Linked DNA regions of Homo sapiens: region 1 is linked to region 2. Evidence: chromatin loops called from intact Hi-C (ENCODE). Cell type or tissue: Caco-2. All regions are shown on one strand. Each heading gives the region's core, and the rest is flanking DNA. Links, peaks and the distances in the headings are about the cores only.

Region 1 (5,372 bases), core at 58-5,057, 68 kb before region 2:
ACCAGCAGACACAGAAGCCAGAGAAACCCACCATTCCCTTAGGTGACTGCTCTGTCTTTCTGGGTTCATTTGGGGATAGTAGGGACGCCTTGAACAAGGGCCCCCTGAACATCGCTTTGGGTGGGGACAGTCATTGTTCCTTTTCAGGCTGTGTTTCTGCTGCAGCACACACACGGGGCAGCTTGCACGCCCAATTTCCTGTCCCTCCTTTCCTTCTCAGGCTGATGCCCAGACCAGTCCTTTCTGACCATCATCAAATACCTCTTCATCCTGATTGAGTGGTGGTGCTGAGCATTGTCCCCAAAGAGCCACTTGTGCTGTGGCCTTCTCCTGGAGGCATATTCTGTCCTCTTCTCTCTGCCTGCGGCCCCCATCTCCTGAGCCCAGCGAGCTCAGTGCTAGTTCACTGTTTGCTCCTCCTTGCTGCAGACACAGAAGATTTGGGAGCGTTCCTGCCGAGGTTGGTAAGGATACCTGGAACAGTGGGCGGCCTCTTTGCTCCCCACTTGCTAGGAGTAAAGCCGTTTAAAAAGACACCTGAGCCTCTCCGGGTTCCTGCTCCTCACTCAACCCCACAGTAGATCTGGTGGGGAGGTTGAGGGCTCAGTGAATCTGCAGGTGCAGCATCGTGTCCTCAGTGTCCTGCCCCCTGCTTCCACCCGGTGTCGACAGCTGCACGGTCCACCCCACGCCTGCCTTTCCATCGTTCCTCATCAGCCCTGTGATCTTTCCTGTGGCCCTGCTGTGCTGGTGCCCTGTGAGGTCCTGTGGACACAAGAGACTGCACGGGCCACACCCCCAGCTGGGTGAGTCCTCTCCCTCCTGGGTACTCTGGACAGTAAAGAAAGATGGACACGTGGGCTCCGTGGAGCATGAGGTAGTCCAGGACCTCGGCGGCCACAGGTCCTGCCTCCCTGCTTCTCGTGCCCTCCCTCCCTTTGGGTCTCTGCTCCACCTCGGTAAACGCTTCGTTCCCACCCCTCGAAGGGTAAATCGAGCTCCTTGGTGGTAAAGCACCCACTGCCCCTAGTCAGAGGGTCCCTCCTCTCTGATGTCATGGTGCCCTGGTCTGCCTGGTAGAATTTTAGCTGCTTTATAACCTGGTCCTGAAATGAACCACTGGGAAGAAATAGGGTAAAATGAACACACAGCTGCCACACTGCATCCCAACCCTGTGTGACCCTATCACCGCAGACTTTTGTGGCAAGATGACAGCATCTCAGTTTGCTTGAGAAGCTTATTTTTGCCAAGGCTGTTACCACCAGGCAGGCACCAGAGCTCGGTTCCACTCACAGCAGAACACAAGCAGTGGCCCTGTGGATTCCCCTGTAAGAATGTCCGGAGGGAATGCTTCCCCCTCGCCAGGATCAGACTCTTGGCACTCTCTGTGATACGTGAGACCTTGAGGAAGGTTCCTCCGTTCCCAGAAGCGGAGCAATGTGCTGGTGCTGAGAAGTGGCCCCTCAGGGCCACCCTGGGCAGGGTCTCCGGTTTTATTCCCCCGTACCTTCTGCTTCATCACGCAGATCCTATCCTGGGTTTGGGTGGGGAAGTCTCTCTGCGGGGGCCGGTGGGGCAGCATCTCCAGGCTGGGAGGCAGAGCTGGTTCTGCCACGATGTGTCCTCCCCGTGAGGACCCACTCCCACGCCTGTCCCTGCCACAGTGGGCCTCCTGATGGTCCTCCTTCCTCCAGGTCACCGGCACGATTGCTGTGGCCCCTCCTCTGTGGGTGTGGGCTTGGACGCCTCTCCCCTCCACCTGCACACCCCTTGCAGCACACATGAGGCTTAGCTATTAAAGAGGCTGGAGGACAGTGCAGCGCTTTAACCCTGGCCCTCACAGGGAGGTGTCTAGGTCTTTCTTCTCCCCTCCAGATGGAAGCATTTGGGTAGAGGACCTAGAAGAGGCTAACACTCCCTGAACTATGAACCTAGATTGGTTTCTAAATCTGCTGAGAGAAAAATTGAACTTGAAGTGACATTCCTTCTAAAGTAGACATCATCCTACATGGCTCTTCTACAGCTGTCTTTCACCCTAACCCATGGTGTGCCCTGGGCTGTCGCAGGCCCCCAGCCCCTGCCCAGCCTTTCTGAAGTGCCAGGCTTGGGGCTCAATGAATGAGCCTTGTTCTAAAGCAGAAAACAGTTCTGTTCCAGTCAGGGTTCAGCTGCCTGCGTCTTGATGAGATCTCTGTTCAGGATTGTGTCCCCTGCTTCTCTCTCCCTTCTCCTTTTCAAGATCACAGGTGAAGACAAGGGGGTGGAAAGTTCTACCTAGATTGCTGCTATCTTAAGAATGTGGACTTTGGAGCCAGATTGTCTGGGTTTAGTCCCTGCGTCTGCTGCTTACTAGGTGTGTGACTTTGGGCAAATACCTTGACCTCTCTGTGCGTCCGTTTTCTTGGCTGTGAAATGATGTATCATCTCAGAGCACCCATCCCCTGGGGTTGTGTGGGGAGTAAGTAAGCCGGTCTAGTATGGCGCCTGGTACATCCTCAGTCAATAATATCAATGTTGGCTGTGGTGAGGACGTAGCAGAGGATGGTAGAAAGAATCTGAGGCTTGGGGTCCAGAGCCCTGGGTTCAGGTCCCAGCTCTGCCACTTGCTGGTGTAGTGATGCGGATTCTGCACCCCGGAATGTGGCAGTGTTTGCATGCAGGCTGGCTGTGAAGACCCAGGGCAGCAGGCCGGCAGGCTGGTTCCCCTGCACACCGGACTAACTCTGTCCTCTCTCTCCACAGGCACACATTCTGGCAGTTCCGCCATGAGAACCCCCAGACCCGGGTTGGGGGCCCGCCCCCCGAGGGGCTGCCGGGCTTCAACAGCGGGGTGATGTTGCTGAACCTGGAGGCCATGCGCCAGTCCCCGCTCTACAGCCGCCTGCTGGAGCCGGCGCAGGTGCAGCAGCTGGCCGACAAGTACCACTTCCGCGGCCACCTCGGGGACCAGGACTTCTTCACCATGATCGGCATGGAGCACCCCAAGCTCTTCCATGTGCTGGACTGTACCTGGAACCGGCAGCTGTGCACCTGGTGGAGGGACCATGGCTACAGTGACGTCTTCGAGGCCTATTTCAGGTGTGAGGGCCACGTCAAGATCTACCACGGGAACTGCAACACTCCCATCCCGGAGGACTAGGCGCTCCCCGTGCCTTGCCCCCGGGGCCTCCAGATCTGGGGGAAGGACAGGGTTCCTTGGGACAGACCCAAGGGCAGTGTCTGACCCGCTAGAGAGACACCGCAGGGAAGTCCTGTGATTAAGGTGCTGAGACCTCCTGCCGGGCAGGTCACTGTGCTGAGGCCACCCGCCAAGGACTGGCCTGTGCACTGCTGGTGCTTGGGACCTTATTCCTCCAGGGAGCAGGCGACACAAAGGACACGCATGTCCAGTGGGCTGGGAAGCAAGCACTTGAAGAGAAGGAAGGGGAGAAAGGGTCCCCCTTGCTGTCTGCCTCTGAGGAATGGAAATCCTTTAGACCCGGCCTTTTTTGGACCAATATAAATTTAATTTAAATTGACAGCCTTCCATTTTTCGAGAAAGTACAAACAGAACTGCTTTAGCACCCATCGAGCCCCAAACGGGTAAGGTAAGCCAAGGTTTTAATGACCAGCCCAGTATCTAAGCTTCCAAACGAATGCCAGCCCATCACATACTCACCCTGGGAGGCTGCTGCACGCGCATTCTCCTGATGCTCACGTCACTTGGTGTAGGTTTCAGGATCGCCTCTTTGAGGAAGGACTTCAGGACCAACTGGGGCCTGCATAAGAAAACTTATCTCATTATTAGAGTACTCACAGCTTGTATCTCCCAGCTACATCCTAGAACCCCATTGTCCTTTATTCCACCAAACCAGCTCCAGGTGACCAGACTCTACTCAGAAAGCAAATTCGTCATCAAAGAACAGAGACTGGCCACCACAAGGACATGCAGGAGAACTGTCGGGACCAGGAAGACTCATTCCAAAAAGCCCAGGCCGGGCACAGTCGTCAAGCCTGTAATCCCAACACTTTGGGAGACCGAGGTGGGGGTATCGATTGAGCCTCGGAGGTCGAGATCAGCCTGGGAAACACAGGGAGGCCCCCATCGCTACAAAATATTTTAAAAATTAGCCAGGTGTGGTGGCTTGTGCTTGTTGTCCCGGCTACTTGGGAGGCTGAAGTGGGAGGGTGGCTTGAGTCCAGGAGTTCACTGCACTGAGCTGTGATCACACCACTGCACTCCAGCCTGGACGACAGAGTGAGACGTCCATCTCAAAAAAAAAAAAAAAACCAAAAAGGAACCCAGCAATTCCCAAGTGTGACCATGTGGGCTTGGAAGACATGTCACTCATGGGCTAGTAAGCATTCTAGTTTCTTTGTTTAAAAAATCCCCTTATCATACCACGTTAGACCGTAGACCTTAGCAGAAATTAAAGCGTCATTTCTTTTGATGGGGCCTCCTGTACGTAGGCTGCAGACGTGAAAGCCCCAGGGGTCCATTTGTATCAATTTTCATCTTGTTTTGTTTTGATTTCATTTACGTTTTTCTTTTTCCCATGAGTGAGGATAGCCAATAAATCATCTTTGAGAACATGGTGATTCATGTTGTTTGTTCTCTGATCACAGTTTCAGCTGCATGAAGGCTCTGAATCAAGTGTGTACTCAATGCCATTGGAATCCCCACCTCCCCTGATGAAGATGAGTGCTTACAGGAGATCCTAAGGACCAAGGAGAGGGCACATCTGAGAGGGTGTCAGAGAGGGTAGTATTGGCATGTTTGGTTCAAAGCAAGGAATCATTTCATTCTAGGTATTGGCAGGTCCACCTGCACTGGGGAGCAAAAGCATCCCCATTTCTTCTCATCCCTCTTACCCTAGACTGCCCAGTTACATCCTGCCCTGAAGAGGTGGAGCAGATATCTTTCCCAGCCCTCTGCTGTGACAGAATTGGTCTGTTCTCTCACCTACTTGATTTCCTATTTATAGGTAACAATTCTTGAATGCCTGCTGTGCACCAGCCATTGTATTGGGGGATTTATTACGCTATTGATAATGTTTATGAAAACTTCATGAAGGTCATTATGTCTAAAGTCGACTGTAAGAAAATGTGAGAGATGTGGACAGAGTCATATACTATATGTTTATCACATTTTTTATAGTAGAAGAAAATTGGAAGCAACTTAAAATGTGAAAAAGAGGGGCCAGGCGCGGTGGCTCACACATGTAATCCCAGCACTTTCAGAGGCTGAGGCCGGCAGATCTCTTGAGCCCAGGAGTTCAAGACCAGCCTGGGCAACATGGCAAGGCCCAGTGTCTACAACTATACAAAAATTAGCTGGGCATGGTGGTGCACGCCCAGCTATTCAGGAGGCTGAGCTGGGAGGATCACTCAAA
Region 2 (5,372 bases), core at 193-5,192:
CCTTTCCTTGTGCCAGGCCCTGTAGCAATGCATTATACGATCTCATTTAATCCTCAGGGCACCCTTCGAAGGTTCTTTTGTGATCCTCAGTTTAGAAATGAGGAAACGGACACGGGGAGAGGGTCAGTCACTTGCCCGAGATCACACAGCATGTACACAATGGGACTGGGATCTGAACTCAGATTCTCATTTTGAACAATCATGCTCCTCGCCTTTGCTCAGAATCATCTGAAAATAGGGAACGTTTGCTTTAGGAAAGTAAGATTAGGGGAGGTGGACATGAACGGGGTACACAGGTCTGTCCCAAACACTCTGATCGTGGCATCATTCAACTCCCTGATATCCTCCCCTTCCCTCCTCTTCTACCTCCTCTCATGCTTTTTCGTGTCACAGTCATCCCTTCCAACCAGGCTAGTCCTGACCCCCTGCCTCTAGCGAGGGCAGGGAGAAGGCTATCTGCAGACCGTCACTTTTATCTCTCCATCAACACTCGGTCTTCCCTTCCAGATTTGGTGCTATGTTCACAGCCTTCAAGAAGCCTGCACAGGTTCATGTCACTCATGTATTCATCCAATACCTGATGAGCACCTATTTTGCGCCAGGGACCATTCCAAACCCTGGGATGCACACAGGAATGAGCTGCGTGACCTACCCTTAAAAAGCTCACAGTCTAGCTGGGGAGAAGGGGAGTGGAACAGAGTAGGAGAGACCAGGTGGTCCTGCAACAGCAGCTCTCAAGCTGAAGGACCACCTGGGGATCTGATTGAAAGCTCTGGGGTGGGGCCCAATGTCCTGCCATTCCAACAAGCTGCTGGGTGCTGCTGCGGGGGCTGGGGACCACTCTATGTGTACCAGGAGCCCTGAGTATTCCAGCTGCTACCACACAAATGAATGCCTGGTGCTGGGACGAGGGGAGCTCAGATAGGGAATAGGGGTTTGGGAAGGAGCTGAGTGAGGCCTGAGCCAAGTCCTGACCTAAGTGGAGGGGAAGTGATCTCGGTTGCCTTTTGGAAATGAAATGCATTCAAAACCTCACCAAGGGACCTGGGCTGGCTCTGTTTCCATCCCAGAATGCATACTCTATTTCTTCTGCGTTGACTTGCTTTGAACAAGTCACTTGCTTCTGGGAAATGAGGAGGTTAGGCACAGAAGTTGAGCTGAGGTTCCCTCCGGCTCTAACATTTTTAGGAGGCTGTGGTTCCCACCAAAACCAGCAGATCAACTCCATTTCTTGGCACACTCCTAGAGCCTGTAGACACAAGGGACCTAAGAAATGATGCAATCCGATCTCTTCATTTTGCAAATGAGGAAGCAGAGCCCAAGACGAGGTAATTTTGCAAGATTACATGGTGGGCCTGCGGCCAGACCCAACCCCAGACTCCCAACTGCCAGGCCTCGCTCCTCCCACTGGGGACCCCGTGCTGCACAGTCCCAGGAGGCTCCTTCCCCTTGTATTTCCTCTCCCATGTGAAACCTCTCCCACGGAGTCGTGCACAGGGGTCCTGCCTTCCGTGGTCCCAGACTGTCATTCAGAGTGAGACACATAACTTGCCTGGGAGGAATTAACTAAGCTCTTCCATGAAGAGCTAGCTGCCAACCATCAAAAGAAAGTATTCCCAGCCTGCCAGATTCTCATGGAGGGAAATTACAAGTCTTAGTAATGATCATCACAGGGAGCTCGGAGTAAACACAAAGTCTGTCTCTTTTTTAATCTCAAGTGATTGATGTGAGCAGTACAGCTTCCCTGGTGCTTTAAGGATAACAAAGAACAAATGGAACTTGGTGTGCCGAGTGCATTCGTGGAGGGTGGCATGTCACTGGGTGTTGATCAGATGCAGATGTGGTACTCACACCCACATGAACACAAGGGCTCACACAAAACGCTCACGTGTATAGCTCACGCATGTACACATGCACAACTGCACCTACCCACATTCATTCCTCAGTACTCAGGAGTGATCAGGGGCAAGGCTGTATTTAGCAGAAGGTTCTGGGCACAGTGTGTGCACAACAAATGCCCATTTGGAACTCTGAAAAGCAAACCAATGCACCCTGTAAGCTGAAACTGTATCCCTTTGAAAAACAAACCCCACCTCTCCCCCAGAGGATTAACTGGGTTTACCTCATCCACTGTTTTAATTAATATAGGATACAGCTGGCAGATGGAAGGCTGACGCTTGAGTTGCATGAATGCAGAATTTCAAATATGTCAACAAGGTTTAATGGGCATTGTGATCAGAATGCTTTGGTTAAATAAACAGGTGCAGCAAGAAATGCCAATAAGCACACAGTGTGTCAGGTGTTCACCTACGGGGAGGCAACCTCCCTCCCCCTCCTGCCCTTGGCCACTGTCCAGGCCAGCCCAGCTGTGACAAAGGGATTAGAAGTCCTGCCCCAGCTCGCCCAGCCAGCAAGCCCACCACCTGCTGGCTGTCTGAGGCATCCTCTCCCCTGATGCAGCCACACCACACCCCTCCTTACTGCAAGTGAATTCTGCAGACATTAGCAAAACTTGTGGGAATGTGGCAGGAGGGCTGGGACTTGTGAGCTGGGGCTCTTGCCCTCAAGAAGCCCCCAGTCAAGCCGAGAAGACAGGTCTAAGCCCAAGAAACCAAATTCTTCTTGTGGGCTGAAGGCTTCTCTGTACTTCATCCTGCATGTTCACTGAGTCAGCCATGCCCAGCAGAAATAAGAGTTGTGTCAATGGATGTGACATTGGCCAAGTGCTCTGGGAGGGAGGGAGATTTCATCTGCTGGAAAAATGGGGAAGGCTTAACTTTGGTGGTCTTTGGGTTGGACCTTGGAGGATGGGAGGAAGTCAAAAGAGAAACTTGGGAGGGGAGAGAGGCAAAGGGAACTCAGAGGTTGGAAGATGTCTGCACAAAGGCAAATCAATGGTTTGACTCAGGGGTCAGGGCTTGACATTGGGAGGGAGGGGGAGGATAGAGAAGCATCCCTGTTGAAGCCAGAGGAGAAGGTGGTGTGGATCACACAGAGACCTGAACAGCCTGTAGAGGAATTTCAGCCTTACTCTGTGGGGCAATTGGGAGCTAAGAAAGGCAGCTTTACACAGACCAAGGCCGGCTAGTCTTGAGTCTGCGGTTGTCACTGAGTAGCAGGGATTGTGGCAGCATGGAGGCGCAGGGTTAGGTGGCAGGAGCATGCCCACATCACACTCATGCCCCTTTATATTGACTAACACTAAATTCGCACTGTGATGGAGATGGCCCACTGGCCCAGGTGGCCGTTTGGCAGATCCGTTTCTTTTCCTCTGCCTCTATTGAAATGTACATGAACGTGATTGAGGATAACTGCTCCGAATCAGCACTGTCTGGCTCAAGAATATGTCTGGGGAACCCCAGGAGCCCTTAGCCCCTCGGTTTGAGAAATACTGTCCTAGCTACTCTGCTATTCCCCTCGGCTTACAAAGACCACCAGAGAACTCCAGATCTATATCGCAGCTTTTTGGTCCAGGTCAAACTGATTTCACCACACTGCTTTTGCAGTTATGTCACTGGCCACGTTGAGGGGCCTTATAAAGAGGTTAATGTGTTCCCTGAAAAGATTCTGTTGAGAATGTGCTCTAACATGCCAGCATTCCTTCACTTTAAAGACCTAAGTGAGAAATGCCTCAGGCCCTAGAACCAAGAAGAGTTGATGCTTTCCTGAAAACTGGTCTTTTCTTACCATTATCTTGGTCTCAAAACTGATCACATTTTCCTCTCTGCATTGGCTGGTAGGAAGCTCAGAAGCAAAAATATGGCTCACCTTTAACAAAGTGCATAGGACCTTACCATGCAGCTTAGAGGCTAATTTTATTTTAGTGTCCTCACTTTACTCTTCTTTCCCATCCAATTTCTTTGCATAAGTCTTTACAATCCTATGCCAAATTTATTTTTGTGAGCCACCAAGAATCATATGAAGTGGGGCATAACAAAATCAAAATTAATCAGGACTCATGGGCATTAAACTGGAAGAAATTTTAGAGAGAATCTAGTCTAACTCCTTAAATTACAGACAATGCAATTAAGACTTTGAGAGGAGTAGCGTGTCAGGCTGCCTCAGTGAGCCTGGGGTTTTGGGGAGAGCCTGGATTTCCACCTGGGTACCCTGATCTCACCTTTCCTTTCTGGTGTGCCTCCAAACCAAAAAATCTAGAAGACTTTTCTAACTCTTGCATGCAGTCTCATGAAACCATCTCTGTTTGAAATAATCAACCCATCCTGTCACTCTAGCTTCCTCTAAGGGATTCTCCTTGCATCACCAGCCAGGTTAACATACCCCTATGCTCTCTAGCCAAAGCCGGGGGAAGGCACCATCTTCTGCACTGCAGTGGGCAGGACCCGGACATTGAAAAAACATCCTGTTTTATGTAAGATCGTTCTGATGTGTACTCTAGACCTTGAAGTGAGCTGGTTGTCAGTGGTGATTAAAACTCAATGCAGAGGATGCTCTATTTTACCATCCAGAGGAAGGGCGGGGGACAGGTATTTTATAATAAACCTTGAGAGAGAGATTGCGAGAGAGATGGGGATGACAGCTTTTCTCCTGTGTTGACTCCCAGGCAGCAGTGAACCAGCCCCTCTGCCTCATTTGGAAACTGTAAACACCCAGCGGCATTATCAGAAATTCACCAGGGATGAGATGTCTAGTGAAGAAGTAGTTGGGTGGAGGGGACAGTCAGTGATTTTTTTCTCTTTTTTCCCCACAGCACTCTTTTTAAAAACATGACATGGGCTCTGCTGAATGAGCTAGCTCACAGCCAGCCTTTGGTGGGGGTCTTCTGGGGCTCTGGGGTAAGTGTGTCCAGCCCAGCCCCTTGGTGGGTGAGTGGGCCTAGGCTCGTGTCTGGGGTTCCAGCTCTGGGCAGCCTTGCTGCGCTCAGCTCTTCCTCCATACTCAGAGCTGTGCATAGAGGGCTGGGAGGGTTTGGGGAATGTGGGGATTCTGGGCGGTGCTGGAAAGCACGCCTCTGCCTCCTCCGGGTCTCAGCTGAATCCTTACCTCCTCGGGAATCCATCCTCACCTCCCTGACCAGTTCTCACCATTCTATCCACCTCCGTCTCTTGGCTGTTGTGATGGTTGCAACTTTACATTAATTTGTGGAATTGCACATTTAATGTCTGTCTCTTCCAAGGAACTGTGAGGTCCAGGAGGGCCCACAAATAATGGTCACCACTCACCAATCTGCTGAGCTCAGTGCCTGGCACACCAATGTTGTTCAATGAATAGTTTTTGGTTGAATGAATAAATGATTGAATGAGTTAGTCTCTCAACCTTGTTAAGCATCTACTGTACTTGATCTCTTGAATCAGGCCCCGTGTCCCCTGGGGCTGGGTCGGGGCTGGGAAACTGAATCTCTTGAATGAGGT

The links. Peaks named below come from ENCODE experiments on the same cell type or tissue, not always from the same donor. Only the 100,000 strongest peaks of a DNase experiment are listed, where the experiment ranks them.
Region 1: a loop joins it to region 2, with 3 times the contacts of the local background. A loop is called at or near these places in 2 of 110 quality-filtered maps.

Annotation. Positions count from the first base shown.
Region 1 is chr3:195,067,482-195,072,853 of GRCh38, reverse strand. It overlaps XXYLT1 (xyloside xylosyltransferase 1), which reads left to right. Exons shown (of 4, transcript NM_152531.5): 4 at 2,743-4,570. The coding sequence ends at 3,139. Among named protein-coding and RNA genes, the nearest start is that of XXYLT1-AS1, 24 kb to the left of the region's middle. RefSeq lists an enhancer at 3,323-4,522. In Caco-2, for the core only: no CTCF peak of the experiment used is centred there; DNase peaks (open chromatin) are centred at 1,763 and 2,323.
Region 2 is chr3:194,999,166-195,004,537 of GRCh38, reverse strand. No RefSeq gene overlaps it. Among named protein-coding and RNA genes, the nearest start is that of XXYLT1-AS1, 93 kb to the left of the region's middle. In Caco-2, for the core only: a CTCF peak has its summit at 2,423 (motif pointing left); a DNase peak (open chromatin) is centred at 2,377.